3 separate regions of the Homo sapiens genome follow, and regions 1 and 2 are each linked to region 3. A link is a loop called in an ENCODE intact Hi-C map of the cell type or tissue named here. Cell type or tissue: PC-3. All regions are shown on one strand. Links, peaks and the distances in the headings refer to the core of each region. The heading gives the core; the rest is flanking DNA.

Region 1 (10,176 bases), core at 4,116-6,615, 92 kb after region 3:
TGACAATATCTGATTCTTTAAGTCTCAAACGTTGATATGTTAAGATCAAACGTTTGGATCTTTGTCCATCTGATAGAGTAAGAAATTGGCATCTCAGTGTGGGTCTACCCTGAATTTCCCTTATTATAGGGAAGGTTGGACATCTTTTAATATGTTTAAAAGCTATTTGTTTCCAGTGCTTTGTCTCTTTCTCTTCTTTGTCTATTTATTTTACTGTTGGATTTTTTTTTCATTTTGATATAAATAAGTTTCTTTTTAAAAAAAATCAAGAAAACCAGCCCTTTTGTTTCATGAATTACCAATATTTTCCCTTAGTTATTGTTTATCTTTTCTCTTCATTCATGGTGGATTTTGCTATGCAGAAATTTTTGAATTTTTATAGTTAAATTTACCAATCATTTGTTTACATTCCCTCAGTCTTGTGCATACTTAACACAGGTCTTCTCCTTTCTAAGTTCACCTCCATGACCTAATCTATTACCATTTATATTTTCACTCACTGGCCTCATTAAATATAGTCCAGATACTCTACCGTCCCAGGGCCTTCTTCCTGGAATATTCTCCCTCTAGATGTAGACGTAACTCATTCTCTTATTTTCTTCAGGTCTCAACCTAAATGCCCTGTCTCAGAAAAGCTTTCTCTAACAACCCTACAACTCCTAGTCACTCTTCCCATTGCTTGATTCTTCATAGCAATGATCATCTGCTGACTTATTATATGTATATTTGTTATTGTTCCTCTTTTCCAAATATCATGGAATTTTCAAAAAGGCAAGGATTTTGCTTGTTTTGGTTACTGCTGTATTTCCAAACTCTAGAACAATACTTGGATCCTAAGAGGTGTTATTAAACATTCGTTAAAAGAATCATTGGAATAATTTTTAAAAATCTTTCTGTATTTTCTTCCAGAAAGTTTATAAAAACTAACTTGCTACCTTCTCCTCTGCACTAAAACTCCCTCTCCCTACTCTCCTGCCATGAACACCATCACAAATGCCCACAAAACTTTATTAGCACTGGTCTACAGGATAAATGGCCCCTTGGTGGCTTTTGATGTGTTATAATGTAGATGAAGAGTTTCTGTGGGAATTCAGAATCTTATTGTACTTTTTTATTAGGTAGAAATAACTTTTTAGTTCTTTTAGCTTGAAATTGAAAAGTGTGGCTGCTTTTGCTTCTGTCAGAGGTTATTTCTAGGTTAAGCTAAAAAAAAAAAAAGATGTTGATATTTTTGGCTTTACCAAACAAGGTAGTTCCTGCTGCTTTTCAAGACTCTAAGTTTGTCATTAACTTTCAAGACAATCTCTGTGATGAATGTCATTTTTGTTTCTTCCTTGTAATTTGTCCACATTCAGTAAACATCAAATTGTTGATTTTCTTTTTCTCATTCTGCCAACCCTGTATGGTGTTTAGGTTCATACAAAAAGATCACACCATGACAGGAATCAGATGTAGCTACAGAAATCATAGTACCCAGAATGAGGTAAACAATAGAAAATGGAAGCGAACCAATTTAATGCAATTTAAAACAGTGTACAGATATCAGATTCAAAAATAAAACAGGGACAGCCATCCAGAATAATGACAGTAACCAAAGAACTAAGGCCAAATAAAAGAGAATTTAATGAAAACAACTGTTTACTTTGAAACCAAATCCAGGAAGAGGAGGAGAGAACAAATATACAAACTAAATTAATTCTGAAACCAGTGCAAACAAAGAGGCTTATTTTGCTATAACACTGCAGAAGAAAATGCAAATTGTGGCGGAAAATAATTCACCAGTAGTCCTCACACAGTGCAGGAATTAGAATCTACAGGATTCATTTTCCGACATTGGCTTCTTTTTAGGAGAATGATGCCTTGTATTTCATAAAAACATAATATATTCATGTAAGCATCATCTCATTGCTATATTATATCTTTGAGATGTTTAGTTACATCATAAGCCAGGAAGAGTAGGCCTTGTAAATCATGAATGTGATGGACATCAAAGTATATACTACCAACCATAACTCTTTATTTAAATTTTTATTGTTGATTCTTCATAGGAATAAGTTTTTATGTCATTTGTAGCTTGGAATGTTCAAATAATTCACATCAACCTATCATTCCTTGCCTTAAAGATGAGTCATAGAATTTAAGGGGTAAAGAGTTCTTAAAGATCTTTCTGAGAGAAGAACTCTGTGTATGTTTCTAGTGCCTCCTACCGTGTTTTCGTAGCTAGTGGATTAATTTGGACCAACCCAAAGCAACTCATTAAATGTAAACAGCAGCTCCTGGAGCAGTAGCCCTCGTATCTGCTCTCACTCCATCTGGTACACCAAGTGCCTAAATTGCACAAATAGCATCAACATGCTTACCCTGTATCTTATTTACTTACTAAATTCCACGTGCTTCACCATTTTACAAGAGAATAATGAAGGAGAAAACATAGGTGATGGAGACAAAGCATTTTTTGTCCTATCTCAGAGTTTTTTCTTTCTTTCTTTGCTCCAATTAAGCTTCTCTTTAAGTCTCTCATAGTAACTCTGTTCTTACCACATGGGCACTGTGATCCTGAATTACCCTTCACAAAGCTATAAAAGCATTCACATTGCTCCTTCCTCTTTATTAACTTGCACATTTCACTTGAGTTACTTTGAATCCTTAACAGCTTAGATGGTCTTTCTGCTCCCCCAGAGAGACAGCATGGAGAGAGGCATGATCATAAGATGTGCGTCAGGCCTTGAGGCTTGGTGCCACCAGCCACAGGCTCTCTGACCTAGGGCAACTTACTTAACCTTTGTTAGTTCTGGGATTCATCTCTGCTATCAGGGAGACTGTTCCTACTTCACTGGGGGGTTAAATGCAACACCAGGCAGGCAGCACAATAAATGCTTATTGTATTAAGATTGTTATTTCTTTATGGATGGGAGAGTTCCTTTTATTTCCTCACAAAGTTTATGTGGAAGATATGACTTATCATCATCCCTGAAATGACAAAACCTTACTGAGAGGGGGCTGTGTCCAGTTCACCCTCTTCATGTGTGAAGAAGGTCACTGAGTTCCAGGGACACGAGGAGCCTGGTGATGTGGCTGGGCATGTGTGGCAGAGCTGTGACCGTGGCCTGAGTCTCTGTCTTTCGGCCAGGTATCTTTCTACTCCATCACGCTGCCTCCTTCTCTACAATCAGTCCATCTATCATCAAGAAACAGGACCAGGGCCAGGCGTGGTGTCTCATGCCTGTAATCCCAGCACTTTGGGAGGCCAAGGTGGGCGGATTATGAGGTCAGGAAATTGAGACCATCCTGGCTAACACGGTGAAACCCTGTCTCTACCAAAAATACAAAAAATTAGCCGGGCGTGGTGGCGGGCGCCTGTGGTCCCAGCTACTTGGGAGGCTGAGGCAAGAGAATGGCATGAACCTGGGAGGCGGAGCTTGCAGTGAGCTGAGATGGCACCACTGCACTCCAGCCTGGGCAACAGAGTGAGACTCTGTTTCAAAAAAAAAAAAAAAAAAAAAAAGAAAAGAAAAGAAAAGAAAAGAAAAAGAAGCAGGACCAGTCAAAATATCTCAAAGTGTCATTGAACTACAAAAGTCTAAACTTTTCACCAGCATATTGCAGTTAAGCAATTCTTCTATTTCTCCTCCTTTGCCCTAAAAGTTAATAAACCAAATCGCCCCAGAGACCATTTGTTCCTGTAGTACAAGGGCTTGCAACCTACATGGAATGAATCACAAACCTCTCCCAGAACCAATAAAAAATAAATAAATGAAAAGTCGGGTGTGTTGTGGAATTCCCCATTGAATTCAAACAGTGTGATTAGTGAGCAATTCAGTAAGCAATGGGAGCCCTTTTTTCCTACTTCTGTGCATACTGGTATTATTGAAAAGATATATATATTTTATTATTTTATTGCTCAGTGCCAGGTAAACCAAAATGAAAAACAAAACAAACAAAAATAAAAAAAACACAATATGACCCTGTAATCATGGGTCAGCAGACCCAAAGAAAAAGGTGGATTGTTTTAAAAAAATGAAAAAACTCATTTTAGGAAGTGAATGACTTCATCTCATCTCTGATTTACCCCATGAAATGGCAAGATGACTTTTGTTATTTCTTTTGCCTTTGCATCTTGTTTAAAGCTATCTTCAAAATGCCACATGGTGAAGATAAAGATCACTTTCCAGATGAGGAAGGAGGGAGAGAAAAAGGGAGGGGGAGACAGAGAAAGAGAGAAAGTGAGGGGGATGGAGAGAGAAGCAGAAGATGAGAGAGACACATCTTTTGTCATGTAGTATTTTCAATGGGCTTGGTACTGTTCTAATCACTTTAGGGCACTGAGATTAGTTTTATCTCCCCAACACTACAATGAAGTAGGAACTACTATTATCCTCTTTAATGGTTGGGGAAACTAAGACCCTAGAAGGGAAATAACTTGCCCAAGGCTCAAGGTTGTAAAGGGCTAGGGAAGGTCCTATTCAGGACAGGTGAAAAATAACATTAGTGAATTTGCCTGGACTTGTCATTCTAGCCAAGGAGACCTGCAGAAGTCTCAGAGAAGTGGGCATGATGGAGTGTGTGTGTGTGTGTGTGTGTGTGTGCGCGCGCGCGCGCGCGTGTGTGTGTGTATTTAACAAGTGTGAGGCAAGGGAATCACCGTCTGCTCCAGGGAATTAAAATTATACTTCTCTGTGGCCAGGTGCGGTGGCTCATGCCTGTAATCCCAGCATTTTGGGAGGTCGAGACGGGTGGATCACGAGGTCAGGAGATCGAGACCATCCTGGCTAACACGGTGAAACCCCGTCTCTACTAAAAAATACAAAAAATTAGCCGGGCATGGTGGCGGGAGCCTGTAGTCCCAGCTACTCGGGAGGCTGAGGCAGGAGAATGGCATGAACCTGGGAAGCTGGAGCTTGCAGTGAGCCGAGATTGCGCCACTGCACTCCAGCCTGGGCGACAGAGCGAGACTCCGTCTCAGAAAAAAAAAAAAAAAAAAAAAAAAAAAAAAAAAAAAAAAAATTATACTTCTCTGTCTCTGGTCCTTTATAAGGCTGCATTAAACAAACAAGTGCCCCTGGGAACTGCAGCCAGCAGCCCTCATCTTGAAAGCTGTGGGCCCATACTTTCTCTTTCTGCCACTTCTCTTAGTGTTCGGACTCTTTCAGAACTTCCCATGGAAAAGTAGCCTTGTTGATTTTGAGAATGCAGTGGTATATTCTGGTCTTAGAAGATGCATATGATTGGAGTAAGAACACTTCCCCCTAGCGACAAAGTGAAAAGTAACTTTGTTTTTCAGAAAGACATAACTACATTTTTATTAGATTTTTAAAACTTCAAATGTTTTCTTTGTATGTGTTTGTCACACACTATTTGGAAAAAGAAGACAAGGAGGAGAATAAAAATCATCTGTAACTAACCAAGACAGAGATACTTCGAATATTTTGTGATACTTCCTTTCAGATGTTAACTCTAATAGGCACAATATTAGGATCAGGCTATGTATGCAATGTTTACCCTTTGTTTTCAATTCAATAGCAATATAGTTAGATACTCCCCTCATTATTCTATGAAAGCATCCTTTTTACTGGCTGCATGATATTCCCTATCAGCAATGCACTATGACCTCTGTAGCAATTGTCTTATTGTTGGCTTTTTAGATTCTTACCTGATTTTGCACTATTATAAAATATACTCCTTATCTCAGATTTGTCCCTATTTCTGATTATCTACTTAAGATAGATTTCTTTAAATTGACAGTTATTTATTCATTGAAGAACAAAGTATAGTAAACACATTTTATTAATAAACATAAAAATTCAAACATACACTTAGGTATAGAATTCTCATAGAGAGATAAATGAAGGCAAAAAATATAGCTCTGATTCCACAATGTAATATATTTCCTACACTTGAAAAACAGACATTCAAGCAGACATTCTATGTGTAGATTTAAACTTTTAGGTTTTAAAACAGATCATTTGTTTCCCCCTTGCAATCATAAAGGGGTTTAATTACATAAGAAGGAGACAGAGGCTCTAGTCCTGCCTGCACCACAACATCAACATCTGACACTGAGCTCACGAATTCCCATCTGTAAAATTAAATGCTTAAATTTGTAGATATCTGATAGACTTTCTAGTTCCTAAATCATATGAATCTATGACTAGTTTGGTCAACTAGGAGGGAGCGCAGTAAAGCACCTGGGGTCAATCAGGTCAGGAGTATTGGGCAGGTGTCCAGATAGACCAAAGAGAAAGTGGGCAGAGGCAAACTGATCCCAGACTCAGGCTCAGGTTGGGGACAAAAGTGGACACAGGTGTTCAGTGTCAGAGTGAAAGACGCAGGTGGTCGAGACAAATGAAAGCTATAGGGATGCAGCCCACGGAAGCAAACACAAGCTGTGTGGGTTGGGACAATGTGCACCGGGGTAGCTGATTAAAAAGACAGAAGGACTGCAGAGATTTGTGCCCTGCCACAAAAATACTTGACCTTTACTTCTAGCTTCATTCTTAAGACCGTTTCCTCTCAAAATAATGTTAAAGCAAAGAAAAATTGGTATAAAAGGTAGGCTTTCAAGAACGAATAGGAAGACATCAATATCACAGGAAAACGGGTCACAGTCCCATGAATCCATCCTGAAACCACAATGCCAGTGAAGCAGGACTTTAACCATGGGGACAGCATTATCTAGCTGTGCGTGACATTGTGTTAATGATTACAGACATTTTGAGGAGACAATAATAAAAGATGAAGGTATAGATATATATAGGCTCATCACATAGTCATTATCCAGATTCAAAAGCGAACGTGTGGCTCAGTTGTTGAGGGGCCACCTGTTAACATCCACTTCCTATGTACCTGCAGGAAGTGGTACATGCAGTATTTCATTTAATCTTCTTGATTCTAAGAGGTCGATGTTATTCTTCGCCTCATTTTGAAAAAAATAAAAATAAAACAAGCTTAATGGAGTGAGAGGTTCTGTACTGAGAACAGAATTGGATGCCCTCCCAGCCCATGAGCCCCTGGCTTCCAAGGTTTCAACCATTAACATCTCTGCTTCTAAACACTAGTAAGTACGTTAAAATGTCCATACTCAAGAGGCAATGTGAAAGGCCAGGAAATGCTTCCAGAATTTGTCACAACGTTATAATAAGAGTCATGAAATATGAGAGATGTTCTTCAGTGAGGGAAATCTTTGTTGTCTTTGTCAAATAAAGCATCCCATGTCACAGGCCTTGATGTTCTTCTGAAAGATTTCCTCTTATTTTCTTTACGTACCTATGCCAGATTTTCAGACGAAAAGATGGAGAAAATGCCTCCTCACTTAGGAATGAAATAGAAAAAAAAATCAGAATATCTGCTATTTGATGATAGAGTCAACACTCCAACAATTGATTTACAGTGCCTTCCTATCTGTGTCCTCACCTGCTTTCAAGAGACTTAGGTAAGGTTATTTTTGCTAATACTCTTGAATTAACCTTAAGACACCTTTCAGTATTTAAAGATCAATAATACCACTTTTTCAAAGCAAACATGTACCTTAAAAACAGGCTAAAAGATTATTCTAAGAAAGGGAATAGATAATTTGGGGCTACTAAAAGACAATGAAAGGGATTAATTTTAAAGAAAAAGCATGCTGATGTGTTCTAGAAAGGAATTATATCTATGTATATTCAATGTGTTGGCTGCTACACTTTTCAAAAATGTGGCTGTCTTTTAAATGCTGCATGTAAATATTCAATAAATTTGCAAAAATTATTTATTCTAAAGTCTATGAAGCTCTGAATTCTGTAGTTAGTATGGACACATTTGCCTACCCTAAGTACCTCTTGGAACTACTAACATCATTTGCAATTTAGACCTTAGCAAGGTGGCAGATGTGCTGGAAGATCCTTGTGTAATTATTTTCCATTCTTCTTAATCATTCAGAATTTCAGATCTAGGTTTGAAGTTGCAGTTTAGCAACCCCACTAGCCTCTCCACTGTTAGCTGTTTAACTTCATCTGTGTTTAATTTTTGTTTCTTTCATATTTCTTCTACACATATTCCCAGATGCCTTTAGGAAATAGGTCCATTCTGAATATATCACATAAATAAACTGCAATGGGGGAAGGCCTCTTCATTTTGAAAATGCCACACTGCACAACAGCTGAAAGGAAGGCTCATTGAGTAATATTAGCTTGCGTTTCTACGGGAGCACTATAAGTGCTTTTTTCCCCAAAGCACTTAACATAACAAAATTGCCTCACTCATCACAGCAAAGCAGTCACCTTTAGAGTGGTGCATGAAGCTCTTTTTCAGGATGGAATCACACTTTAGATGGAGCAAGAAATGAAGAAGAATTCTGTGTCGAGTGGTAATGGTAGGGAAATTTAAGCAGGCAGAATAAAATTACTTAGCTGGAATTGGGTCAGAACCCCAAGACTAACAACTATACTGACACTAGACTATTCTGAGAAAGGCTAGTGGTTCTTTATTGAATAAACCCATTCTGACTCTTGGCAGAAAGATGTGTCTACTGCTTGCATATTATACATCCATCTATTTTCCTTCACATATATTTGTTATGTATAAGTCTTAAGAATATTTGAAACATTTTGACCCAGAAAAAATATATTTGTTCTTCTAAACTTGCATTAGACTGTACGTATTTACTAACACTATTCCACACATTTCCAAGCTAACCCTTATAGGTTACCATTTCCATATCAACAAACCAAACCCAGTGTCTCAGAAACCAGTGGTTTCCAAACGTTATTACAAAATTATATTGACTGGACAACCAGTCTCTTCCCCATTTCTCCTAAGTCATCTGCTGCACCCCTGGCCCATACACCTAGACCACAAGAAGACTGGATCTGGACTTCCATTTTTGTTGTTGGTGAGAAAACGGGGGCTTTAAAAGTCATTATTTTTAAAGGCTAACTAATAACATCATCATAGTGTAAAAAATTTAGAAGACTTAAAACTTTATAAAAAATATAATGCTCATAATAGCACCTTTGGGACTAAAAACGTATGGGTCAGACACTTAACCCTTCATGTTAGTATAACTTTTGAATGACTAAGCCGTTGAAGATCAATGCAAGACTCAGCAGAACTAAATATTCTCAACTCTTGACTTCACTGACAGTTAAAAGTGCATTATCATTTTCTGTACTCATTCATTTGATCAGCCAACATATGCTGAGTACCTGTGAGATATAGGACTCTGTACTTGATACCAGACTTCAGGAAAGACAGACAAGCAACACTTGCAATTATCATTCAGTGTGATGACGGCTAAATAGGAAACATGTACCAAGTGCAATGAAATCTTGAAGAAAGAGCATTTAAGTCAGTCCGGGCAGGGAAAGGGGAGCAGAGATAACTGGGGCTGCGTTTTTGAAGTTTGCTAGAATTGCTAGAAGTCAGTTAAGTAGAGAAGAAAGACTGAGGGAGGGTGGGGAAGGGTGGGGAAGAGTGTAAGTTGGACTATTAGACAAGGAGAACAGCAGTAAGAAAAAACAGGGAGATGGCTGGACGCGGTGGCTCACGCCTGTAATCCCAGCACTTTGGGAGGCCAAGGCGGGCGGATCACGAGGTCAGGAGATCGAGACCATCCTGGCTAACACAGTGAAACCCCGTCTCTACTAAAAATACAAAAAATTAGCCAGAAGTGGTGGCGGGCGCCTGTAGTCCCAGCTACTCGGGAGGCTGATGCAGGAGAATCGAGTGAACCCGGGAGGCGGAGCTTGCAGTGAGCCAAGATCGTGCCACTGCACTCCAGCCTGGGCAACAGAGCGAGACTCCTTCTCAAAAAACAAACAAACAAACAAACAAAAAAAAAAAAGAAAAGAAAAGTAAAGAAAAGAAAAACGAGAAAACAAGGAGACAGGGAAAAGTATAACAACTGCAGGTGATGAGAGGTCAAGTTCCAAGGGAAAAGAATAATAGGTTAGACACCTAGCGGAAACATCCAGTGAGCAGCTGAACATCCATGTCCTGGTTTAGAGAAGACAGTTGGGCTCTAGTGCAGATTTATGATGAAAAGGAGTGACTATTGCCTAGAAACTTTCTTTCCAATTCTGCTGATATGTTTTTCAGCATTCTTGGGAATAATGCCAATAAAACAAATTGATAATATAAATCATGTATGTGGATGGCATTTACTTATACAAATCTAATTTACAAAATCATATGTGGCACAAA
Region 2 (10,176 bases), core at 3,089-5,588, 400 kb after region 3:
ATTTTAATTGGATTAAAAGTGACTTTTCTCTAAGTCTTTGATTTCAGGTGGCTTGTACCAAACATGTGCTTCTTCAGAACAGGATTTTGCTACAAATAAGAAAGCACACTCTGAATATTGTCTTATATTAACAGAATGCATTCCATTAAAGAAAAAAATGAGTATAATACAAGTGAACTGATTTGTGAATATTAAAAACTGTTTTTTAAGCTAATTGTGTTAGCCAATTACTTAGAAACAGAATTAAGTGATTATAGAAATGCCTTTGGATAAAGCTACAGAAGTTTAAAATTTTAAAGACCTTTAATCATCCACACTTTATATTTTTCTTTAAAATTAAATTTTAAATGTATTAAGCAATTATTTTCTAAGTATTTTTGGTTTTATTAATGCCCTGCACTCTTGAAGGCCCACTCTCTCTTCCATATCAATTGGCTACATCCTTTCATTTCTTCTAACAATGAGCATTTTACTAAGTACACCAGAAAGTAAAGCTACGCCTTATATTGAAGTTTTTTTCTAAGATCTGAGTTCAAGGGAATTAAAGGAAAACATTCAGTTACAAATTTTATCTTAAAATGAGCACTCCTAATTTTTTATTTTTACTCATATGTTCATAAGCATTTCTAGAAAGGCCTTAAAAGGTGACATTTAATTTTACTGAGTCAATGCCCACGGGATTACCTATTAGATTATGTTTACAGAAGATCTATTCAGTCCAATTTGCCAACAGTTTTTAAAGGGTTACAATGTGTGTAGTCTCTGAGGTAGTAATAAGTTCTGATATCTATGTTCTGAGAGCTTACAATGCATTCTCGTTGGTAAAGAGAGTAAGAAAATTTAGAACACATACCATTCATTATTTTTCTGAAAAATCAATTTAATGCATTAAGTGATTTCTCTAGAATTTTCCTTAAATATTTGTCATATCTCACTTGGTTATAATCAGGTAGAAGTCTTCCTAGGTCCAAACAATGACAGGCACAGTGCAGAATGAACCGCAGAAAGATGTTTTACAGGTGCATAACTCAGGCAGGTGAGGGGAAGCAGAAACATTTGTTGCACCAGGAATCACAAATATTTATTGAGTTTCTACTTGTGCTTGAGGATGGTAAATAAAAAGAGATACACAGCATTTTCAGTCTTTTTAAGCAAATATGAGCATGTAGGAATGGCAAACAAATCATTTCCAATATGTAAGCATATTTGGTGCTGGGAAACAGTACAGTTTTTAGAGGTTGTGTCTGTTCTCTCATTATTCAAAATTGAAACTACTACTTTTGTACATCGTGGCAAATACTTTAATCATAGTATATGTAGCACTGAATTATAACTATTCATTTGTACTGTCTGTCTTCACCAGTGGATTATAAACTTCTGACTGAAAATGTCACACTTTACACATCTCAGTCCCCTTAGCACCCAGCAAAGTGACTGTCACACTGCAGTTGCTCAGCAAATGCTTGCGTAAATGAAATGGAGAAAAAAGTAGCAAAACCACCACATGTGTGAATACTTTTCATCATCATCCTTTTCTGTATTTGGAGACCTTCCCTCAAGTTTCCCTTTCTCATGCTTTCTTCTGCCTTACCATCCAAATTTTGGTTAGGGAGAGACTGTTTAAATCTATGACATCACCTTCAGTCTAAACTTTAAAAAAATAATGAAACATGTCGGGTGCAGTGGCTCATGCCCGTAGTCTCAGCACTTTGAAAGGTCTAGGCAGGAGAATTACTTTAGCCTAGGAGTTTGAGATGAGCCTGGGCAACATAGCAAGACCCCATCACTGCAAAAATATTTTTAAAAAATTAGCCAGGTGTAGTGGCATGTGACTGTAGTCCCAGCTACTTGGGAGGCTGAGGAGGGAGGATTGCTTGAGTCCAGGAGGTTGAGGCTGCAATGAGCCATGATCATGCCACTGTACTTCAGCCTGGGCGACAGTGAGACCACATCTCAAAAAAAAAAAAAAAAAAATGAAGGAAACAAACAAAACTGATAGTAAAGTCTCATTTTCTCCTAAATAATTTAATATCTGTTCTAGGTTAGGCAAGAAAGACTGTCCAAGTTGGTGACTTGGGCTGGGCTAAAGTTGCTTATACTTTTGTTAGCTCTTGGTCCACCAAACAAACACAGCAAAGTATACACAGAAGATCAAAAGCATAAGTGAGTTACCCAACAGAGGTGTGCTCAAAAGCAGAGGTCTGGTAGCCCATATGAAGCAAAAGAAAAGTCTACCCTGTAAAGGAAATATACATTCACACACATATACCTTGGCTCACTCTTTTATATTGTTTTAGGCAAGTGCAGGAGATGAGGACCCACTCAATTCTTTGAGGATCTGTTCTGTCACTGGCTTGCTGCACAATGGTTACATTCTTATTCCTATTATGTCAAGTTGATTTGAGTAAGCAGGTTTGCCTGCCTGCAGCCAGTGACACTAAAAAGGATAGAATCATTTGACATTAAGGTGGATCATACAAGCAAAGGTGCCCCAGGAGGAGATCCCTCAGCTTGTAATTTAACTCAGTCTATGACCTCAGTGGAATAATTTTCCCCAGGAGACGTGACAGCACAGAGTTTATGTCAGAGGATCATGGTGGTCTTTCCTTTCATAACTGGCCTGTGGTCATGGCAGGAGATATTGGGCTGATAGATGTGCTGGGCTGCGGGAAGAGGGCTGGCCAGGCTGGATCTGATTTTTCACTCTACTTTTTCAGAATATTTTCCTGCCTAAAATATTGTCACAAAACGTAGTGGCTGCAAACAGTCATCCCTTATTCATTCATAATTCCAGGAGTTGGTGATTTTGGCTGGGCTCAGCTGGTCAGTTTTTCTGCTGGTCTCCTCTGAGGTGACCTAAGAGGCTGCTGTCATCTGGTGGCTTGACAAGGGCTCAATGTTCTAAATAGGCTGTCTACACATATCTGGCAGATAACGGACTGGCAGTGAGGACACCTCAGTTCTTCTCCACTGGCCTCTCCAGCAGGCTAGTTCAGTTTACCTCTTGGTGACCAAGTTTTAAGAGGGTGAGACAGAAAGAAGCTACAAGCTCTCTCAAGTCCTCAGCTCAGAAGTCCCATGGCATCACATCTACCATATCCTGCTGGTCAAAGCAAGGTACAAGGTCAACCCAAATAAAAGAGGGAGAAACAGTCTCCTCCTCTTGACCGAATGAATTGCAAAGTATTCGTGGTTATTTATTTATTTATTTATTTGAGATGGAGTCTTGCTCTGTCACCCAGGCTGGAATGCAGTGGCGCAATCTCGGCTCACTGAAAGCTCCACCTCCCGGGTTCATGCCATTCTCCTGCCTCAGCCTCCCGAGTAGCTGGGACTACAGGCGTCTGCCACCATGCCCGGCTAATTTTTTGTATTTTTAGTAGAGAGGGGGTTTCACCGTGTTAGCCAGGATGGTCTCAATCTCCTGACCGTGTGATCTGCCCGCATCAGCCTCCCAATCGTGGTTATTTTTAACTACCAAACTTCCCTTGCTAAAAAAAAAAAAAAAAAAAAAAAAAACAAACTCATAGTGTTTCCCAAATACTTACTAACTTTATATATTTACAAAAACATAATAATTAAGGAGATAATTATTAAACATGAAATGAAAACTATCTTTTTAAATGACTGCTGTCTCTTTTTATATGGTAGCAATAGTATTAAAACTTTCTTCTCTTGATAAGGGCTTTGAGTGTAAGCTATTTTCTGCAATGTGTAGAATGCTACAACATTTTTTATTCCCATGTAGAAGTCAGCGGAACAGAATGAGAATTACTGGAGCCATAATGGAAATGGAAAACTTTGGGCTATTTTCTCTTTCTAGTAGGTGAATAATGCAGTATGATAACAACGCCAGTCACTTCAGAAATAGGAGAAACAACAGAATTTTCACTGTATTGCTTTCAGTCACACTTTTGCCCTCTGGATACTTCTGGAAGACTGGTCAGGAATAAAATACGCTATTCAGAGAAAACACAGTTACATTTTACTATACGCACTACCCACTTCTTAAAAACAAAGTTACACCTTGATCCCATTATTCTTTTAAAATAGGATTTACTGTGCACAAATATTATTGTCTCCCCTCTTTTATCTGTTTTTGATTAGCCCTCCTAGGGGATGATACATCATTAAAGGGTTTTGTGCTGGGCTACTTTAAGTGATTCTGAATATTCTGTTGTGTCAGCTCACTGTAATAAAACCCAGTATTTTAACAGTATTGCTCATCCAGTTGCCATTGATAATAATGGGCTCCTTTTACGGCCTTTTTTTACACTTAAACTAATGCATGATATCATTATGTGTGGACCTCATTTTCCCAGGGTTAGTACCACCACGTTAGTCAAGGAAGCAATGACTGAATTGTCATAGGAGTTACCTTTTTCACTATGCAAGGTTATCAATCTAACATTCACAGCTAAACCTGAAATTCCTTAGGACCCTGTGAGTTCCTTCATCATGGATCATCTTTCTCCATGACCTCTAAAAGTCTTTCTAGTAGATGATCTCATTTTATTTCCAAACAACTAAAGATCAGTTACAAGCATTGTTTCTTTGGTAATACATGAGTGGGGGGAGGTGGAGGAAAAGAAAAACCAGGAAGTGTTGCATCTCGATTGCAAAGTGAGTCATTAGAAAGGATGAAAAAATTGACAGTGTGCCATCTGAAATGATCAAGTTATCAGGGCTGACATTGATACAAAGTCTCCTGATACTTGGAACAAACCAGAATGGTACCAAAGGGCTGAACATGAGCCAGATTTCATTTGTCAGTGGGTTGCTCTTATTTTGACAACATCTTGGTAAAATTGTCACATCTGTTGAAATTCTGTTTGAAAATTAGCTGTAGGAAAGAACACCAAACAATCTTATTTTCACGTATTGTGTACACAAGGATTTTCCTACAATGAGTCATCAGTCACCAGCAACAATGAAATGTCACAACAATTCCAAAGATACCATCTGTCTAACGGAGATGATTTAAAGACAAACATACGCCATTTAGCACAGCTATTTTTTAAATGACCACTGATTAAAATCAAAGCACTTCAGATCTTTTCTGAACTGTTATTAACAGCACTGATATTGGAAAACTACAATTAAAGTGTTACGTATCGATAACATCTGCTAAGACTATAAATGATGTTTATTTAAGCTTCCTCTCTTGAGAACAGCTGACATTTGAAAATGTGGAAGATGTTTGCATCACCTCTGTGTCCTCTCCACCTGGTGTTTACAAAATTTTCCCATCAGAGCCTATATCATTGTACACTTCTATTTTATTCAGTAATCACAAATGAGTAAAAGAGTTTATTTGCAGATTTTGTTCAGTAGCTAAAATATGTGTGGCCATTGCAGAAAAAAAAAATAAAGCTCATCAAGACCATGAAAACCCTTTTCTAAAAGCACTTTTCTCCATGGTTCATGATTTTGTTTACTTAATAATACTCATAGTGATCTTGGAAAATCTAGAGGATTGGGAACAAATCTACAAGAAAAAATAGCCAATTATTCAATTATAAAAGTAATACCTAAGCAGAAAGTAAAGAATATAAAAAAATGCTACACAGCTTAGGAGACTGGTATGCTTCACATAAAAATATGCCATTAAATTTCAGATGCAAAAGGTATTATGAATTCTCCATGATGGATTTTGCTTCAATAAATATTAATGGTGAGATAGAGCTAATCAGAACAACTGTCACACAATATTTGAGAGTTTGGTTACAAGTACCTATTGCCATTGCTGTGAAATATTCCACTCAATCCAACAAAGGTTTATCAGACACCACTGTGTGTGCTTACACACTTTCATCTTTTAGTCATTTTCTGTCCAAAGAGCAAAAAAGCGATCATATTTAATTTATAATAATACATTGAAGCCACTTTATAGTATTTCTTGGGGTGACAGAAACAGCATCTGTATAATAGACTAGCTTGTTATTCTAGGTTTTACCACCTGGATTCAAATTTCAAAGGACATGTTAATCCATGTCACCAAATAATAGAACTTTAAGAATAACTAACACCTATATAAGTATTGTTGTTTATTTATGTGTTTATTCCTTCATGCACTTATTCGTTTCTGTATTCAGTCTTTCGGCAGATATTTCAAGGCTGCTTAGAATGTGGGGCACTGGGTTAGGAACTGGGAGTAGTATGAACAAGAGAGAATCCAGGTTAGAGAAAGAAAAAAAATATATATATATTTTTTGCTAACTACTGTTACTAAATTAAATGATCTGGGGTAACTTTCACAACATCTCTCTTTCTGTATCCTTTCATGCGACCATTCTTATCAATAATTAATTTCAACAAAAGAACCTTATCAAATGCTTAAGGGTTAAAAAGATGCCATTACTTATTCAAGATGAAATATGTTATGCAGGAACTTTGCTGAAGTTGGACTGTCAGCCCTGCTACTATTTTAGGTGAAATGGAATTTACAACCATGTTGTGGGGGACTTATAGTAATGGACTACATTTTATCAGGTAAGCAATATGGTTCAAATACTCACCAGCCGTGTGATCTTAACTTTCCTGAACTTGTTTCTTTAATTGTTAAATGGAGATGATAATATCGACCTGAATGGGCTGTTGTGAGGACTAGGAATGATTTATGTAACATGTTTGGTGAACAGCCTCAGGAATAGTTGAGTCTTGAACAGCAACGAACTACAGATGCTGTTAATATTAGCTTCAAGCTAGGTGAGGCTAGGACGGCTCAAAGATTTTAGTAGAAATGGCTAACTGAACAAATAAACACCTTGGCAATTGCCTAAAATCTCTGCTATTTACATTTATTGTTAAAAAAAAAGGAGGGGAGAAATTTCAACTTAAAATAGCACTAAAACATATGAAGTTGGCTGCACTGCAATCAAACTAAACTTTCAAGTCTCCTCTGAAATTTTAGTAGAAGTTCATCATTTCCTCTATCTTTAAACCATTTACTAAGCTAATGACAAACAATGTCTGGGACATCATGGCCAAATCAAAGCATGCTAATGTTTCCCTTCATCACTAAAAGGAATTGTGATGGTCTATGCATTTCAAAAGCTATTCTGTGTTACTCTGGTATGTCAACAATATAACAATAAATAATGAATCTTTTTTCTTTTGGAAATATATTTCAACTTTTAAAAGTTCAATGGGCTACTTTTAACTTGAATATAAAAAGAGGAAGGTGGAAATACTGATTTTTCATGTAAAGCCATATTTTATCTCAATCACTGCTTCGCATTATTTACTTTCCAAACACCTGGCTGGAGGTAAATGCAACTGTTATTTAAATTTAGAGATTAGTTGCCTCATGTGCAGAATTTTATTATAGGTTTATTTTATTGTTTGGCCAGCCAGTTAAGACTCAAGAGATTATTTATAGGTTCTCATTTCAGATTCTAAATTTCCTCTTAAAATTTAGATTTAAGTAATCTGTTTTAAATGGCATCTAGTGACACCCAACAGGATGCCAAAACAACCAACCAGTTGGGAAGATTAAAAATTCCAGCAATAGGCCAAGTGCGGTGGCTCACGCCTGTAATCCCAGCACTTTGGGAGGCCAAGGCAGGCGGATCACGAGGTCAGGAGATCCAGACCATCCTGGCTAACACGGTGAAACCCCGCCTCTACTAAAAAATACAAAAAAATTAGCCGGACGTGGTGGCGGGTGCCTGTAGTCCCAGCTACTCGGGAGGCTGAGGCAGGAGAATGGCATGAACCTGGGAGGCGGAGCTTGCAGTGAGTCGAGATTGCGCCACTGCACTCTAGCCTGGGCGACAGAGCAAGACTCTGTCTCAAAAAAAAAAAAAAAGAAAAAAAAAAAAATTCCAGCAATAAACTGGTTATATTTTTCTGCATGATGTCAAATAATCCACATGAATACAGCAGTGGCTTCAGCATCACAGAGACCTAGGAGTCTAAGGCTACTGAAGAAAACCAAATGAGATGGAAAAAAACTTGGGATCCAATGTGTGAAGTGTTTTAGTACTTTTAAATGTTTAGAGATGCTCCCCCAAGGAGTGGCAGGCTACAAGAGAACCTTATACACCTCAGCACCCTGGCTGCCATTTTTGTTGCATTCATTCCTGCCCCTACTCCAACTCTCTGGTAACTCCCTTCTGTCATGCTTCTTCCATCTTCCATCCTATGAACATTTTAGCAGAGAACTAAGTCCTAAGTCATAGGACTTTCTGACTGTGGTGTATTTGAAGGAATTGAGAGGTTTTCTGCAACTGCAAAACACACTACCGCCTACGGAGATCCGTGACTGTGATGGGTTATGGGCAGGATTCCAGGGAATGATATAGATCAGTGAGTCAAACCTATCCTGGAAGACTTGCTCAAATCAGTAATTAAGTGCTCAATATGTAAAAACGTTTTGGTTTGTATTTCATCCATGACCATCTACCATATTAATATAGTTCTTCTCTAGAAAGACTAGGACCACAGGAGCCCGCAAGAGGAGAAAGCCCACCATCTACAGCTTGAGGAAATACCAGCAAGAAGGACGTGTTGCTCGAAGTTGAAGAGATCAGTAATTTATTTTTCCCACCTTTTCACTACCTCCTGAGAAGATGTGGAGTCTACAGAGAAACGTGCCTGAGGGTGAGGGAGATTACCAGTTCTTTCCCTCATGAGGCTAGATAAAATAAGAAAGGCAACAACTAAATCTGTAACACACAAGGCTTTTTAGAGGCAGAAAGGAAATTGGATTATCTGGAATTAAACCCCAGCTTTGACACTTACTAGCTGCGTGATCTTGAGCAGTTTACTTAAAATTTGTATGCTTTAGTTTCGTCATTTCTAAAATAAAGATAAGACTGGATCATAGGGTTATTGTGAAGAGTAAATGAGTTAATACCTATAAAATAATTAGAATAGTGCCTGGCTCCTAAGAAGGATTCTGGCTGACCCCTGAGATGTAGTCCATCAGGGTAGTGACAGGCCACCTACTCAACTAAGGTGAGTTAGCATAAACTAAGAGGGTCTAGAGATAGATTTATCCATTAAAGGAATCCAAAGGTAGGAGCATTTATTTCTGAATATTAGATCAGATAATAAATTAGCTCAGTAGTTTATTTATGCGCCACTTCTGTTCGACATAGTAGTAGAAGTGCTTCCCAGAGCAATTGGGTAAGAAGAAACAATAAAAATCATACAAATAGGCTGGGCATGGTGGCTCACATCTGTAATCCCAGCACACTGGGAGGCCAAGACAGGCAGATCACCTGAGGTGAGGAGCTTGAGACCAGCCTGGTTAACATGGTGAAACCACATCTCTACCAAAAATACAAAAATTAGCCGGGTGTGGTGGCGCATGCCTGTAATCCCAGCTACTTGGGAGGCTGAGGCAGGAGAATCGCTTGAACTCGGGAGGCGGAGGTTGCAGTGAGCCGAGATCACACCACTGCACTCCAGCCTGAGAGACAGAGTGAGTCTCAGCCTCAAGGGAAAAAAAAAAAAAAATCATACAACTAGGAAAAAAAAGTAGTCAAATTATATTTTTTGGCTGACAATATGATTTTATACCTAGAAAACCTTAAAGGTGCTGTCGAAAGGCTACTAGAACTGATAAATAATTTCAGTAAGATTTCAGAATACAAAATCAATGTACAAAAGTCAGTAGCATTTCTATATACCAATAATGCCCAGGCTGAGAATAAAATCAAGAACACAATCCCATTTACAATAGCCACGAAGAAACTGAATTACTTTGAAATACAGCTAACCGAAGAAGTGAAAGATTTCTACAAAGAGAATGATAACACGGAAATCTGAGACAACACAAATACATGGAAAAACATTCCATGCTCATGGATAGAAAGAATCAATATCATGAAAATGGCCTTAGTGCCCAAAACAATTTACAGATTAAATATAAAATTACCAACATGATTCTTTACAGAATTAGAAAAAAATTCTAAAATTAATTTGGAACCAAAAAAGAGCCCAAATAGCCAAAGCAACCCCAAGCAAAAAGAACAAAGCCAGAGGCACCACACTATTCAACTTTGAACTATACTATAAGGCTATATAGTGAACAAAACAGCTGATACTGGTAAAAACAGACATATAGACCAATGGAACAGAATAGAAAACTCAGAAATAAAGCCAAACATTTATAACCATCTGATGATTGACAAGGCCAACAGAAACGAGCAATGGGAAAAGGACTCC
Region 3 (10,176 bases), core at 3,195-5,694:
TCCAACGCTTCTAGAGCATTCTTGACAGGCTCATTTAGACTCTATTTAAATGTTTCTAATGACAGATATCAATGAAGGAGGACTTGGGATTTGTTGCTTTGACCTAAGCCAAGTCATCTCCCCTCGCTAGGCAGTTCTGGGTCTTTATGAACAGGGCTTGAGCACATAGCAGAAACACATTCTTATTCTTCCTCCTCTCTTGGCATTGAGACTGAGCCCTCAACTTTTCTCTCTTGCCTGGCTTTGTTCCTTTGCAAGCTCTACCTGGTTTCAAATTGTGAGTGGATTCTGTTTTTCTCTGCCTAGCCCCTGGTAAATGCTCCTTTTGATTCGCTGCTGACCAAAGGTCTGTCCCATCTGCTCTCTCGCTCTCTGCTTTGGAGAACAGCTCTATTCTCCTTGGTGGCTAACTTCGGCCTCTATCTTTTCTCAGGCATTATTTTTGCTGTATAGAGGCAGAAATCCCCAAGGAACTTGCCATGATTTAGAGCATGGATTGTGACAAGTGCTGATTCTAAATTAGGTCATTAGATATGCGGTCTTCATAATGCTGGATTGGAAGATCTCAAGTGCGCTTTCAAAAGAAGAGAATGAATTCAGTATTTCTAGCAGTTATATAAGGCACCTTGAAGCATTTTGGATATTTTATTTTAAACCTGACCTCTGCTCCTACCATCATCTATTCTATCATCATTATGGAATGAAACCTTTTGGAAGTTCTTTGTGGTTTGAAAGGCAAATTTCCCCCATATTTCCTCAATTTCCTGATATAGCTAACAAGATGATGCTAGTGGCATAGGATTGACCCCTTTGTATAGGACTAACCTGGAAATTAGCCCTGATTTGGAAAACTGCCAGAGACCACTCCAATATTTAATAGCTCAATTTTGCCAATGTGAGAAAAAGTTTAATGTTTGAACATTTAGTTTTGCTGAAAAATTCAGATTCTTTGCCAACTCTTACTTCAAATGTACAACCCCTTCACAGGGCCTTTGATGATACTTAGGAAACTCATAGAGAATTTCCATCTCTATTTCTACCTGTGATTGGCATACCACAGTGATTCAGTTAAGCTCATAGCTACCTGAAGTTACTCTGAAAATATTGAAATTTCATCTTCAGGGAATGAAATCCAGGACAAGTAAGTCTGCTAATTAAAAAAGGGGGAGGAGGCATTGCAAAGCATTTCACTTCAAGTTTAGGCATTCCTGAATATTTTAGAATTCGTTATTTAATTCCAACAGTTTGGTGGCTTTATTCTTCCACACCGAAGCTGAGAAATAGATGTGTATTCTGGTCTGTTTCTCTGAAGCCTACAGACATTTGGAACTTACCAGGAAACAAGAAACACCTTTTGCTCACCCAAGAGTGGTGTCACTGAGCATGATATCTTACTTATCTTACGTAAGATATTGCAAACATGATTCCATCCAACAGTGAGAGTACCCACAAGGATGTACACACATTGGAAAAGTAATTTAGATGCAGCATAGGAAAATATTCAGCAACTAGTAGGTGGAAATCAGATTTATCTAAATTCTAAAGCCATTTAGGGTAGAGACGGATTGCCATAAATCTTTTATGGAATAGGCAGCCAAAAGCATATAAATGTCTTTTGGGCATATATGATTTGATTTGTACTTAACTATGTAGACTTGCATTGTGTGGTGCATAATAAATGCTACTTTTACATTTCTTGTGTTATATTTATGCTATAATGCAATGATCTGCCTTTTTTCTTCCTGGGTTTAACTGGGAACTGGTTCGAGTTCAAATACCAAAGATTTTAGCCTAAGGGAATTCTAGGAACAATAGGATGAGATACTAATAAATATGTCTAAGAATGTAAACCACAGCACCCAAGGCTGTCTATGAACTCTTACTCAAATGTAAAGTCTACACATTGGAGAGAAGAGTATGATTTAGCTGAAAGTCTTTCTATGGGTTTCAACTAGGACCTCCCCAGAATATGTGCTCACAGAGATCCGTTTGGTTTTACCTACCATAAAGATTTGCCTATTCATCATGGTTGTGGGCCTCCCTCCCAGCTGCAGGTGACATAGGGGCAGGGCCTCTGTCCTTTGTGCTCACCACCTCCTAGCAGATGTGTGTCCCATCTCCTAGCACAATGCCTGGTTTTTGGTTGTATTCAATAATAGCGAATGAATAAATGAACAATCGGCAGAGTAGGCAGAAGGGCAAGTTCAAATTCTGGGTCTTCAAATGAAATTGTAAATGACATGTAAATTCGACATGCCCTTATTTGCAAAATAAGTTTACTGCCATAGGGAGGGGCATCTTCCTTGTAAGCTTCCCTATATTATAGATAATTGGTTGCTTAGGGTCTGTTTATGGATAGTCACTCCAACTAAACACCCCCACCCCCACACACAGCTGCACACAGGCAGGCACACACACTTGATTCGTATCTACAATGTACTGGGCCTTTTTAAGGTCCTGGGCATACAGTGATTTAAGGGACGTGGTCCTGCCTTCAATTAACCACCCAGTGGAGGAAAGATGATATATACACATAAACGAGCATTAAAAATGGCTCACACATTTAAGGGTTGTAGGGTGTGAGAAGTAAAATCAATATTTTACAATAAGGGAGAAAGAAAGTTCATACATTGCTAGGGCACTTGGAACTGGAAGTACTTAATGAGTACAAATGTCACCATGGGGACATATGGCATTGGGGGACTAAACTGTATTCTTTCTTGCAAATCAAGTTCTTACCCCGGTGAGGTAAATTACCTGTTCCTGAGAGCCATCTGGTTACCTTAAAGATCCAATTTACCCCATGGGGCACCAACCAGGGAGTACGATTTACTCTGCTTATGATTAGACCCAGGTGACATAATTTTGCTTGACTTTCACCTTTGCATCATAAGCATCCAATAACCTAAATGGGTCCTCTTAGTCTCCTACAAGCTGCAGAAGTGTCATAGGCAGCCCACTTTAGCTCCAGTGAGAGAGAAAACAACTTGTAAAATAGCAAAATGGCCATCCTGTTCGAAGAAGCAATGAGAGCCTGAAGGCAGCAATATCCAGTAGAAACATCATGTAAGCCACAAAGGAGCTACAGGTGTAATTTTAAATTTTCTAGTTGCCACATTTTAAAAAAAGTAAGTTGAAGCTAACTTCAATGTTATGTTTTGTTTAACACAACTTATTCAAAACATTGTTTCAATACATAGTGAACACGAAACATTTAAATGAGATATTGTATATTCTTTATTATTTTCTGGTACTAAGTCTTTAAAGCCTAGTTTGTATTTTATACTTACAGTCCATCTCAGTTCATTCCACCGGACATCTCCATTGCTCAATAGTCACACATTGTTAATGGCTGCCATGTTAGATGGCACAGGTTTCAAAATCTGTTGTGGGTTTTTCGCTTAGAGCTCATCTCAGTTCTGTCTACAGCACATCCCTAGTGGTCAATAGCCATGTATGGCTGGTGGCTACCATATTGAGGGCATGGTCTAAGGTCCTTCCTAAGCACGTCAGGAGAGGGGGCCAGTTGCTACTGAGAGGGGTTGAGCATGGTTCCTAGGCTAGGGGTTGTTGTCTGAATGAACTAAAGGTGGGCTATTAGCTCAACATTAGAGAGTTCAGTATCTTCTTCTGAACTTTTTGAGTAGGTTGCATTTCAAATCAACAGAACTCATTTTTCTCTGACCTCACTCTCCTGCCCCTGCTCCATACCCCCAGTCAACTGTCCGAAGTACAGCAGGAAAGAACTGAATCGAAGTTAGGTTACAGTAGAAGTCTGTTTGAATCCAGCCTATGTCTAGAATTGCTTCAGTTTATATAAATGGGAACATGTTCCATCCAGCTTTGTGACAGCCATCAAAATTTTGCCTATGAACAGCTTTTTTTGGTTTGCATTTATTTATTTTTACTGAAGTTTAATAATCATCCAGAAAAGTAAACAAATCATATATCATCAGTTTGATGAATTTCTCACAAGATACTCATGCAATAAAACACCAGATATGTGGTGGTTTTAATAAAGGAAAATATTTTTTAAAGTTTTCGTTGAATCTAACGAGAACACATGGACACGGGAAGGGCAACATCACACACCAGGGCCTGTCGGGGGGTGGGGGCAAGGGGAAGGAGAGCATTAGGACAAATACGTAATGCATGTGGGGCTTAAAACGTAGATGATGGGCTGATAGGTGCAGCAAACCACCATGGCACATGTATACCTATGTACCAAACCTGCACGTTCTGCACATGTATCCCAGAACTTAAAGTAAAATAAAGTTTTTGTTGAATCTAATTCTTTTCACAAGATTTCATTCTCTTGAAAATTAATTTTCTCAAATCATGGATATGCAGGGATTAAAGATTACCAAAGAGCAGAGTTTATTATTGATTTACTGTAACTTTGAGATTATAAATTGCATCTAGGCTCTGGGCATGTACCTACATTTTAAAGGCAAAAGGCTATCAAAAAGTCGAACAGTGACTTGCTTAAAGCAGGCTGACGTCACCCTCTTTTCCTTCAAGATGGTCCAGCCTCGTCTCCAGGCATTTAGAGGCCACCTTCATTATAACCACCAGATGGCAGTGTTGTCCAGTCTTTGTCCACCTTTCACCCCCTTACCAGTCTTATCCCCGAGAATAAAACTGTAGATTGTTCCACTGCATATAAAACTGACAACCCTGTTATTTTAAACTTGAAACTGACAGGCTGTTATTTTAATGAGGTCTACCAGAGCCAAGGTTAACCAAAGCTTTATTTCCCTACAAAATGTTAAGGCCATAGTTCTAAAAGGGGGCTGTGAAATTTTATGTTATTGATACTTTTTCTGACTGTACAAGTTTTAAGATAGATATTTTCTGACAAGTAAAGCTACATGATGAATATAGACATATGTTTATGTATAATAGCCAAATTCTACATTACAATTGCTTCAAATTTCCCCCGATAGGTCCTTTTACTCTAAGTTAAACTCCCCCTGACACAAAATTCTTTGTATCCATTTCAGCCTATGTTGAAGCAAAAGTATGTATTTTTAGCACTTTGACTTTCCAGCTTAATGAGTCAAAGAAAAATTTAAAGCTTATTTCAGTCTCATTAATATTCCAAAATGAAATCAAGTGTAGTATTTAATTCTGTATTTCTATGAAATAAGCTTAGATCCAGAACAGTAAAACTTAGAAAGGATTTTTTATAATAGGTACTTCTACAATGTGTGATGGTTAATGGCATTACCATTTATTTCCTTTCCCTTGAAATGTCTTTTTATGTTGATCAAGGAAGGATTTAAAGTCAGTTACTAACTGTGCCAATATTAAAAACATTAGAAACCACCTTTCCCAAGTGATTTTGCTAACATTTTTTGCACCCTTTAATCTGTTCCAAACAACAATTTTAAACATTTAACCAACCTTCCTGTCTGAATTTATGAAGTACATCCTGCAAATACTCAATCCATTTCTACATTTACAAGATTTACTTGGAACGATTATTGTCACCATTGATTCTTGTTATTGGCCAAAGGCCTGTCCACAAAAGGACTTTATAAGCTCAGGAGGAGCCTGGATTTCCGAAAGTGGGCATTGAATAAATGATTTTCATGTTCAGTTATTATTAATTAGTGGCAATGCCCATTCACTTCAAGAAACATCTAATGCAAACCTACTGTGTATAAAGAACTGTGCCTGGAAGACAAAGTTTATAAAACCAAGTTAGAAACAGTCCCTGTCCTCAGGATCAGCTACGTAATTTGTAGAGCCCAGTGCAAAATGAAAATGCAGGGTTCCCTGTTTAAATATTATTAGGAATTTGAACGTGGCAACTACAGAGTGTCAGGTACTTCTAAACACTGGGCCTTGTGCAACTATGCAGGTAGTATCCCATGAAGCCTGCTTGTCTTCAAGAAGCTATGATCTAGTTGGGTTTTCTTGACCTGTACAACAAGGAGTGAGACAGGTGTTGATAAAAATTATGATAACAACAGTGATGGCTACCATACCTATTGGACACTCAGCAACCAAATCCATAATTGCCTCCAATTTGTAAAAAATGTTGAAAGGTAGCTGTTGATGTCTCAACTTTACAGATGCAATAACTGAGAATTGCATTTCTATGGTGACCTTTTTGTTTAGTGAGATGTCATCAAATCCTCACTAAGTGGCTGGCCCCATGCTACACCCATCACTCCTATCTTATTGTTTAATCACCACAACCTCACAAGAACAGTGAACACACTGAGGCAGTGAAGAGTGAAGTCTCTTGGCCTTGATCACATAGCACAAGTAGTAGGGCCTGGTTTTGAGCCTTGGCAGTGGGGGCCCAGAGCCTGCAGTCTCAAATTAACCATTACAACAGAACTGGTGAACTGGAGAGTGTGAATGCATTTGAAAAGCCCTGTGCCTATTGGTAGGTCTCACTCATTTCAAAAAAGATGGAAAATATATTTGGGGGGAGGAGGATAGCACTCTGGAAATCTTGGTACTCTTCCCTGAATTATCAGTCCATGCTAATGTTCTAGACCTTCTCCAACATCATTGTGATTCTAGCAGCCCTACAAACAATTTCCTAATTCTTGGCCTTTTTTTTAACGCCACTATGGTTTGAGTAGCCTTTCCTAATTTTCTAAACCATTTCTAACAATGCCTATGTCTAGAACCCTCCAAACAAATACAAGACTATACATTTTTCAAGATAACATTTTAAATCAGCCCATCTTCCTTTAGGAGGTCCAAAGACAGATGAATCAAATGCTATTTGCCCAATTATGCTTCTGGTTATGTATAACAGTGGATTATACTGTCCCTGAATCAATCAATCAATCAATCATCTATCATCGATCAGTCATCTATCATCTGTCTTAACTATCAGCGGAAATAATAATTTTCAGGTGGTGCTAAGAACATTCTAGATGCACAATACCATAAAACTTATGCCATTTCTCTAACAGGCAAGTGTGAAAAAATGAAAGTCCTAAAAACTCCTCCTGGCTTTAAAATGGAAAAAGAGTTCCCCTTCTGGATTTTTTATTCATAAAACAGCACAGACCAACTCCTCCCCTGGGTTTCCATGACAAAGGGAGAGTTTTCCCATAGGGCTGCATATGTAGGCTGGAAAGCCAGCCCTACATATTTAATGGTCTGTATCTAACAACATTGCATTAGAAATCCTCTCCTTGAGACTATTTCTCTTATGAAATGAAAAGTAGTAAAGAAAACAAAATTTTCACCACCCTGCCATAGGAACCCATGGGGACTTGAAAGGGCTTTGCATTTTCCTATTACATTGTACTTGGGAATAAGGTTGAGAAGCCAGACAGTAAATCTGATTCAACCAAATCCAAAGCGCTTGGAGGAATCACCTTTTTATTGCAGATAAGTATAAAAACAGTACTGGAAGCACACTGGAATCTGAAAGATCAAACGCCAGGGGCTTTCTGTTAATAGATTTGGTAGCTAAGCAGTGGTATTTAGAAAATAGCCTTTATCTCTTCAAAAAAAAAAAGGTCTCAGCAAAAGGAGCTCTGAATGTAAATAATTAGAATGATTTGTGTCAAGTTAGCCTCAATATTAGGTTGCTTTTCTATTACTTCTTTGACGAGCCTTATGTTTTATTCCTGATGCACTGGAAAGTCATAGTATAATGATCATGCTGGCATGTGAGGTTACACTGTGAGTCTTTCTGAACAGAATGGAACCCTAACCTCTCAATTTTTCCCCTAGATTAATAAATATAAAATTCACTGATATTATTTTTTGTATTTTTCTCATTAGAAGCTACTTCTGAATTTTTATACTATGCCATGGTGATCCATAAATGACAAATTCCAATATGCTTCATGCTCTTTATTATTCTTTTTAGTATAATTAAAGGAAAGTTAAACAGTCTTTTGAAAATAGTTTTCATTTTATTTCTTCAAATTATTTCCTATGTGGAAAACCGACCTTCTTTTTCAAGCCAAATCACAAATATTTAAAAAAGGCCTAGTGCATTTTCAATTTGCTTCTTTTGTCCTCAAAAAGGTAAGAGGGTTTCTCAATGTTTTTTCCAAAGATAACTGAAAGTGGGGTGTTATTTATCCAAGTGCCTAAATGAGATATACCAGTAAGTTCCCCTTCTCCATTATTTATATGGTCGAGAGGAAAGGACAAACTTCAGAGGAGCTAGAACTTTTGTCCAGAACTTGATTTTACTTTTTTTGGTCCAAAAAGGTGACTCCACAACAAGAAGAGACACTTAGAAATCTCTTTCGCTTGACATTTTAAAAACAGTTTTTTTCTGAAAACAAAGCCATTAGAACAGGCTTTCCTAAAACATGATGAAAAAGAGGATTTCAGGAAAAACATGCTGAGTATCCTAGAAAATCATGGAAACTCTGTAGTCATCTTTACAAGGAAAAGAGCTTTTCCCTGATCAAAAATGGTTAAGGCATAGGTGGTCCTGGGGTCACCATGCCAAGGTGTTCACACAATGTGCTCTCAGTACAGACACAGGTACTAGACCTGCAGTCTGGAGATTCGCACTCTTAACTTGTATCCCCAACTCATCCTGATACACGGGAAATCTGAAAACTCAGACCCATGGGGTTAAAGAGTAGACAGTGTGATCTCTCCAGGGCAAGCTCAACCCTGTGACTTCAACTTTGTTTTCTTTCTCTGAAAGGTCTTTTAATTTTCAGATTTAGTCTAGCTTTTTATATCCATCTTTTCACTTCTTCTAAGCCTATAGGTCAGGTTCTCATGACCAATGAATCTGATTGCAGTAATTAAAAAAAATCTGTCTTTATTTTCTTTACTTAGTTTTTTGAATATGTAGTACTGCTGCCATAACTTAATTCATGGTCCTTTTTCTTTTTTTCCTTTTTCTTTTTTTTTTTTTTTGACGGAGTCTTGCTCTGTCGCCTAGGCTGGAGTGCGGTGGCACTATCTCAGCTCACTGCAACCTCTGCTTCCGGGTTCAAGTGATTCTCCTGTCTCAGCCTCCTGAGTAGCTGGAACTACAGGTGCATGCCACCACACCAGGCTAATTTTTGTATTTTTAGTAGAGATGGGGTTTCACCATACTGGTCAGGCTGGTCTCGAACTCCTGATGTCAGGTAATTCACCCTCCTCGGCTTCCCAAAGTGCCATGGTCCTTTCTCTTAAAGACCAATGGCAATGGCTGTATCGCTGCATGTGTTCATGCATTCAGTCAACAAACATTCATTAAGGGTTTTCTCTGTGCAAGATACCGCATTAGGCATTGGGGCTACAAAGATGAAAAGACATCGGTTCTACTTTCAAGGAGCTTTCTCTTCTGTGGAGGTATAGACATAAAAACAGACAGTAGTACAACGTGATGTCAACATTGACAAGAACTGAGTTGAGAAGAATGAAAGCTGAGTGTAGAGTATGTATTTTCAAGAGCAGAAACCAGTGACCCAAAGTTAATTAAACTGAGATCAAATGGGAAAAGGTAAGGGCACTTACACCACAGTAAAGGGGATAGGGCATAACAGGTTAACTCAGGACCAGTGAAAATAGACACATGGTGGTGGTACCTTAGGGCTGTGACCACTTAATGAGAAAACCAATCAATTTCTAGGGAGGGTTCAAGGAGCGAGGGAGGCATTCTCAAGGCCTGGGTACCATCAGTTGGCCAAGAGTGCCGCAGAATTGTGTGTTCACGCTGTATCTTACAGGCGATGCATGCAGCTTCTGATGGATAAGTATTACCCGCGGAGCATCAGATGGTCCAGAGGTACAGAGTAGGGGTCCTGGGTCTGCCAAGTAGGGGCTCTAGGGAGAAGCTCCCACAGGGGTCTCTCTGTCTCTCTGAGCTGATCTTGAAGAGTGAGCTGGTGTTGGGGCTCCCAATCAGATGGAGCCCATGTTGAAAGGCTCATGTGGACCAAACCCACTAAGGGTTTGGAAAGTAGTTAGTTTGGTGCAACTGAAAGGCAAAGTGCATATGTTGGAGAGGCAGGAGTTGGGGCCAGAGAAGTGGGCCAGGAGATCCTACAGGGTTTTATAGTCTACTGTGAGCAGTTTAGTATTTTTTCTGGAGAATCATTGAAGGGTGCTAGAACAGCCCAGGTGGGGTCCAGAAGGATACACAGGTATGGCGCTGGGAAAGCCAGGTGGGGTGGGCAATGGTCCAGATTGATGACAGGGGACAGACGAGTGGTGTCTTGTTCACATCTATCA

Evidence for each region. A loop is a pair of places that touch in the nucleus more often than their neighbours do. Peaks named below come from ENCODE experiments on the same cell type or tissue, not always from the same donor. Only the 100,000 strongest peaks of a DNase experiment are listed, where the experiment ranks them.
Region 1: it touches region 3 in a loop (13-fold over the local background); 6 of 110 quality-filtered maps call a loop at or near these places.
Region 2: it touches region 3 in a loop (4-fold over the local background); 3 of 110 quality-filtered maps call a loop at or near these places.

Annotation. Positions count from the first base shown.
Region 1 is chr13:94,265,793-94,275,968 of GRCh38, reverse strand. All of the region lies in intron 4 of GPC6 (glypican 6), which reads right to left. Among named protein-coding and RNA genes, the nearest start is that of GPC6-AS1, 83 kb to the right of the region's middle. In PC-3, for the core only: a CTCF peak has its summit at 5,237 (motif pointing left); no DNase peak of the experiment used is centred there; H3K27ac peaks cover 216 bases.
Region 2 is chr13:93,958,450-93,968,625 of GRCh38, reverse strand. The region is part of intron 3 of GPC6 (glypican 6); the gene reads right to left. Among named protein-coding and RNA genes, the nearest start is that of GPC6-AS2, 110 kb to the right of the region's middle. In PC-3, for the core only: no CTCF peak of the experiment used is centred there; DNase peaks (open chromatin) are centred at 4,595 and 4,905; H3K27ac peaks cover 1,539 bases.
Region 3 is chr13:94,356,982-94,367,157 of GRCh38, reverse strand. All of the region lies in intron 6 of GPC6 (glypican 6), which reads right to left. Among named protein-coding and RNA genes, the nearest start is that of DCT, 120 kb to the left of the region's middle. In PC-3, for the core only: a CTCF peak has its summit at 4,582 (motif pointing right); a DNase peak (open chromatin) is centred at 4,547.